2 separate regions of the Homo sapiens genome follow, and region 1 is linked to region 2. A link is a contact called in ENCODE Hi-C or POLR2A ChIA-PET data. All regions are on one chromosome and are shown on one strand. Each heading gives the region's core, a stretch centred on a gene start or an enhancer-like site at or near the end of the contact. The rest is flanking DNA. Distances are from core to core; before and after follow the strand shown.

Evidence for each region. Hi-C counts contacts between places; a loop is a spot of excess contacts on that map. ChIA-PET counts read pairs that join two places held with the same protein, here RNA polymerase II (POLR2A). Pooled maps may share reads with other maps.
Region 1: a loop to region 2 is called in a pooled map, with 2.9 times the contacts of the local background. The contact joins two enhancer-like sites. A Hi-C loop is called at or near these places in 2 of 50 pooled maps. POLR2A ChIA-PET finds 5 or more read pairs at or near these places in 2 of 52 experiments (H1 and activated CD4-positive, alpha-beta T cell).

Annotation. Positions count from the first base shown.
Region 1 is chr2:26,410,870-26,414,005 of GRCh38, forward strand. All of the region lies in intron 1 of DRC1 (dynein regulatory complex subunit 1), which reads left to right. Among named protein-coding and RNA genes, the nearest start is that of DRC1, 11 kb to the left of the region's middle. RefSeq lists an enhancer at 1,438-1,577. Within about 2 kb of position 1,567, at least 3 of the 41 ENCODE cell types and tissues checked have a DNase peak (open chromatin) inside an H3K27ac peak, as active enhancers do.
Region 2 is chr2:26,267,870-26,270,711 of GRCh38, forward strand. It overlaps HADHB (hydroxyacyl-CoA dehydrogenase trifunctional multienzyme complex subunit beta), which reads left to right. Exons shown (of 16, transcript NM_000183.3): 5 at 2,084-2,128. Among named protein-coding and RNA genes, the nearest start is that of HADHB, 24 kb to the left of the region's middle. Within about 2 kb of position 1,307, at least 3 of the 41 ENCODE cell types and tissues checked have a DNase peak (open chromatin) inside an H3K27ac peak, as active enhancers do.

The sequences.
Region 1 (3,136 bases), core at 317-2,816, 140 kb after region 2:
CAAAAATATGGTCACATACAAAGAAAGGCATAAAGACAGAATGACTTCAGGTTTCTCAGTTAGCAACACTGGAAGGAAGCAGTGAAGGAAAGTTATTTCCAACCTAGAACTCTAAACCCAGGTAGACAATCAACCAAGTTCCAATTTTTTTAAATCCTGAGAATTGGTCAGGAAGTAGAGTATTCAAGATGGCAGCTCCCATTTAGACCACAAACATGGGGCGGTGGTGAGGAAACAGCTTCCCAAAAGAGGACTCAGCCCCCAGGAGGGAGGGAGCTCAAATCTGAATAGACAGAAGTCTGAAACAGTTGCTTTGGAGAACATACTAGTTCTACACTGCTGAACAACAGAAATACAGTATCAGCCACATATGTCATTTCAAGTTTTCTAGTAGCCACATTGAAAGTGGTAAAAACAGAACAGGTGAAATTAATAATTTATTTAACCCAATATATAAAAGTATTATTTTAATATGCAATCAGTGTAAATCATACTGATGAGATATATTGCAAATATTTTTTGTTCAAAGTCTTCAAAATCCATCTAGAGTGTATTTTACACTCATAGCGCATTTCAATTTGCACCAGGCACATTTCAAGTGCTTTATAGCCACATGTGGTTATTGGCTACCATATTGGACAGTACAGTGCTAAGCAGTAAAAAATGATGCATAAAAGACAATGATGAGATTTAAGTTAATAGTAGTTAATAAGAATTTATAGCATATCTGCAGACTGGCCAACATGGTGAAACCCCATCTTTACTAGAAATACAAAAGTTAGCTGGGTGTGGTGGTGCGTGTTTGTCGTCCCAGCTACTCGGGAGACTGAGTCAGCAGAATTACTTGAACCTGGGTGGCGGAGGTTGCAGTGAGCCGAGATGGCTCCACTGCACTGCAGCCTGGGGACAGAGCAAGACTCTGTCTTAAAAAAAAAAAAAATTATAGCATATCTGGACTGCATGGTTTTTTTGTTGTTGTTGTTGTTTGTTTGTTTCTGAAGCACTGATCTTTGATCCAGAAAGCACTTGGAAGGGATTATTTAAATAGAGTTGGTCATTAATTGGTGGTCAAAGTAGAAAGTCAAGGGAATTTTTTGAGTGGTGATGGGAACATGATAAGCCTGGCAATAGCTGAAGACCTGAGTAAAATGGAACAATTAGTTTACTTGGTAAGAAAACAAAGAGCATGTTCAATAAGAATAGGGAAGCCAATGAAATGACAAGAAAAAAACAAGGGGTTTTGGTTAGATTGGGAGTGGAGGATGGTAACTCAATTCTGTATCTCCAAAATAGTGTTACACTAGGTAGGATTGTCCTGGACTTTGAACAAAGGGAGTAGAGATGGAAGTCAGAGTTAGAAAAAGTCAAGAAAGAATGAGATAAAGAGATCTGCTAGGCTGAGGCGGGAGAATTGCTGGAACCCAGGAGGCAGAGGTTGCAGTGAGCCGAGATCGCGCCATTGCACTCCAGCCTGGGCAACAAGAGCGAAACTCCGTCTCAAAAAACGAAATGAAACCAAACAAAAAAACAAACCTGCTGTGTCATGTTGAGGTTTCATTTTTCCTAAGGCAGTACTGGTAGCCCTTATGGACACTGTGTGCCAGAGGAGAGAGCAGGGTCTTGATGATGTAAGTGGCGTGGGGGTTGGTGAGGTCACTCCCCCATGCCTCCCCTGAAGAAGTCTATAATCTGGAACTTTATCTCGCCACCGCCCCTTTAGTCTCATTTTCTGATTCACACACACAGACAAGCACACACACATGCACTATTTAGAAAATTCATGCAATACAAAAATGTAGAAAATAGAACTTCTCAGTAATTTAATTCCTGTTCTTTAAGTAATTGCTGTTATTCGTTTGTCATATATACTTCCAGAAAATGTCCTGTGCACATATAAGCCTGTTTTTTGTTTTTGTTTTTGTTTTTCAGACAGAGTCTCGCTCTCCCGCCCAGGCTGGAGTGCAGTGGCGCTATCTCGGCTCGGCTCACTGCAAGCTCCGCCTCCCGGGTTCACGCCATTCTCCTGCCTCAGCCTCCCAAGTAGCTGGGACTACAGGCGCCCACCACCACGCCCGGCTAATTTTTTGTATTTTTAGTAGAGACGGGGTTTCACCGTGTTAGCCAGGGTAGTCTCGATCTCCTGACCTCGCGATCCACCCGCCTCGGCCTCCCAAAGTGCTGGGATTACAAGCGTGAGCCATCGCGCCCAGCCAAGCCTGTTTTAAAAAGAAAATGTGTATTATAGTCTACATATTTTTCTAAAACTGGCTCCCTTTACTTAACTGCTGTGGACATCTTTCCCTGCTGTTAGGTATTACATCATTCTTTTTGTAGGCTACAAAGTATTTCTGAAATATTGTTTTCTCTTAATTAGTCAGCTACTAATATGTATGTAGAATGTTTCCATGGTCTTACGAGTATTGTCAGTGCTACAATCATCTTTCTCGTGCATATTTATTTATGTACTTGTAAAGGCTTTCTGTAAAAAATTCCTAAAGAAAGGATTGTTGGGTCAGAGGGAAGGCACATTTAAGCTTTTGACAAATCTTGCCGAATTGCCTTTTAGACACGTTGTTATACTTTACATTCCCACCCATGGAATGTGGAAAGCTGGGCTCCCACCTGATACTGTCAACCCTTAAAATCTTTTTTAGTCTCATAATAGAGTAATGACACCTCACAGGGTTTTGGTTTCTCTGATTATATGTGAAGCTGACCATATTTTCAAATGCCTATTTGCCATTTGTATTTCTTTGGGAAACTGCCTGTTCATATCCTCTGCCAGTTTTTCTCTTTGGTATTTTGTCTTTTGTTTATTGATTTGAAGGAGCCCTTCCTATTTTATGGATAGTAAAATTTTGTCAAATATCTTTTATCAGTTTATCCCTTGACTTTCAAGGATAAAATTTCTAAATTTTAGAAAGTAAAATCTTTTAATCTTTTTATTTTCTGACTTTGGTCTTATTCAAAGATGGGTTTTCTATGCTAAGATTATATAGATATTCTCCTGTATTTACTTCTAGTGTTTTTATGATTGCAGTTTTTTTAATATTTAAGTTTTTTAAATGATAGAGATAGTGTCTCTCTATGTTGCCCAGGCTGGTCTCAAACTCCTGATTTAAAGCAGTCCTTCTGC
Region 2 (2,842 bases), core at 57-2,556:
TGGTTCACACATGTAATCCCAGCACTTTGGGAGGCTGAGGTAGGAGGATTGCTTGAGGCCAGGAGTTCGAGACCGGCATGGACAAAGTGAGACTCCATCTCTGCAAAAACTAAAAATGAAAAATTAGCTGGGTGTGGTAGCAGACACCGGTAGTCCTACCTACAAGGGAGGCCGAAGTGGGAAGATTGCTTGAGCCCATGAGTTTGAGGCTGCAGTGACCTGTGATTGCACCACTGCATTCCAGTCTGAGTGACAGAGTGAGACCCTATCTCAAAAAATAAAAATAAATAAAGAATGAGAAAAATAACCATTAGAATACCACATAATACTTGCTGCGAGATCTACAAATGAATGCTAAAATTAGGTGAAATGCTAAGAAGAAACAGAATATTTGCATAGTCTCAGAGAATCTCCCCCAAAATATTTATCAATTACTATGATGATTTCGACATACGTCCGCAAAGTCTGTGTTATTCCTGCCACTGGAAGGTGGAACTTAATTCTCCCCTCAGAATGTGGGCTAGACTTAGTGACTCACTTCTAACAAATTGAGATAAGAAAGGAAAAAATAGTAACTTTATAGTGGAGTAAACTGGCAGACATCACTTGACCCAAATCATCACTTTAACATCACTGGTAGTAAGTCATGTTGATATCATGTGCCCCCTGATACGAAGCTAAGAGAAATACAGTTTACCTCTGTGATATTCTTCCCCTAAATCCATAACCCCAGTCTTCAAAAGTGTCAAGGTCATGAAAGACAAGGAAGACTGAGAAACTGTCACAAATTGGAGGAGACTGAGGAGGCATGACAACTAAATGCAACATGGTATCTTGGATTGAATCTTGGAACAGAAAAAGGACATTAGTGGAACAACTGGTGAGACTCAGATAGGTAGTAGCTTAGTGAATAGTATTGTGCCAATGTTCATTTCTTAGTTTTAATAAGTATATCATGGTTATGTAAGATGTCAGTATTAGAAAAAGCAGGGGAAGGCTGGGCGCGGTGACTCACGTCTGTAATCCCAGCACTTTGGGAGGCCAAGGCGGGCAAATCACCTGAGGTCAGGAGTTCAGGACCAGCGTGGCCAACATGGTGAAATCCCATCTCTACTAAAAATACAAAAAAATCAGCTGGGCGTGGTGGTGGGTGCCCGTAATCCCAGCTATTCGGGAAGCTGAGGCAGGAGAATTGCTTGAACCCTGGAGGTGGAGGTTGCAGTGAGCTGAGATTGCGCCATTGCACTTCAGCCTGGGCAACAAGAGCGAACCTCCGTCTTAAAAAAAAAAAAAAAACAGCAGGGGGAAAGAGGAACTCTGCTCTCTTTTTCCAATTCTTATTTATGTATTTACACAGGGTCTTGCTCTGCTGCCCAGACTGGAGTGCAGTGGTGTGATCCTAGCAGCCTCAAATTCATGGCCTTAAGCAGTCTTCTCACCTCAGCCTCCCAAGTAGCTAGGACTACAGATCCATGCCACCACGCCTGGCTAATTTTTAATATTTTTTGTAAGAGACAAGGTCTTGCTTGCTCTGTTACCCAGGCTGGTCTTGAACTCCTGGCCTCAAGTAGTCATATCACCTCAGCCTCCCAAAATGTTGGGATTCTAGGTGTGAGCCACCATGCTTGGCCTCTTTCCAATTCTTTGGTAAATCTCAAGTTACTTAAAAGCAAAAAGTTTCTTCAAAAGTCCTAATACATCACCTGTAGCCCTGTAGGCATTACAAAATAAATAAATAATATACTTTTAAAATAAAATGTTTAAAGGAAAAGAGACCTCAAAGGTGGGGCTTCACTTTAAAGAAAATTTAGCATATGTTATACTGAACATTAAGGTGTTGGACAACATTTTTGTTCGATTCTTAGCAAGCTCAGGAGGAGTTAAGGCTTGCTAGACTTTTAAGGATGACAAATAGCGAAGTCACACTATTTCTTCATTTGAAATGATGGACTGCCTTGGATAGTAAAGTTAAGTGTGTTTGTAGCAGCATGTGTTTGATGATCTCTGGGTATTTCAAATAGAATGAAAATTTTTCATTGAAGCTCTAGGGTTTTGGTTTAAATTACTGGTTTTCGTTCCCCAGATATAAAGACCTGATGCCACATGATTTGGCTAGAGCAGCGCTTACGTAAGTAAATGCAGTTTCATTTCCGTTCTTATTTCATTAAAGGCACTTTCTCCAGTTTTTACACATAAAATAGCAATTTGTTCTTATTTTAGCCATCTGTACTATACAAATTTAAGCAGCTTATGAATATTGTCAATCTTTATTTTGCAGGCCTAACAGTGTCTTAGCCTGACAGTATACTTTAATGCTACCTTAGCTAGCCACAGGACTCGATTGATCAGCCTAAACACAATACATATATTTGATGATTGCCTTAGGAACTTGTATAAGGGTAGCTGAACAGATTATGTAGATATTTACCTAGAAAGAAGCCTAAAAGACACCTGAAGATTCATGTGCAAACCAAGTAAAAATGTAAAATTAGATGTAGTTAAATAAGATTAGGCTGGATGAATAATTTGGTTGAGAATCATTAAATGTGTTGCTGTTTCATAACATGTAAGGCATTATCTCTTCATTTTCCACTGACACTTTGCCTTTGTGTCTTCAACCAGCCACAGTTCTTTCTTAGTTTGGAGAAACCCTTCAGTTGACCTTTCTGTCCATTCTAACTCTATGTTTGTTTTTTTTTTCTTCCTGCAATACCTCAAGCATGAGTGAAAGAGCAGTTGTTTCTGTTTCCTTATTATTAGTTTCCTCTGTCTAATTGTATAATCATTATTTCCATTTTCCCTTTGTTTTACAGAAACCATACTTTAGAATCTTCTCTTAATA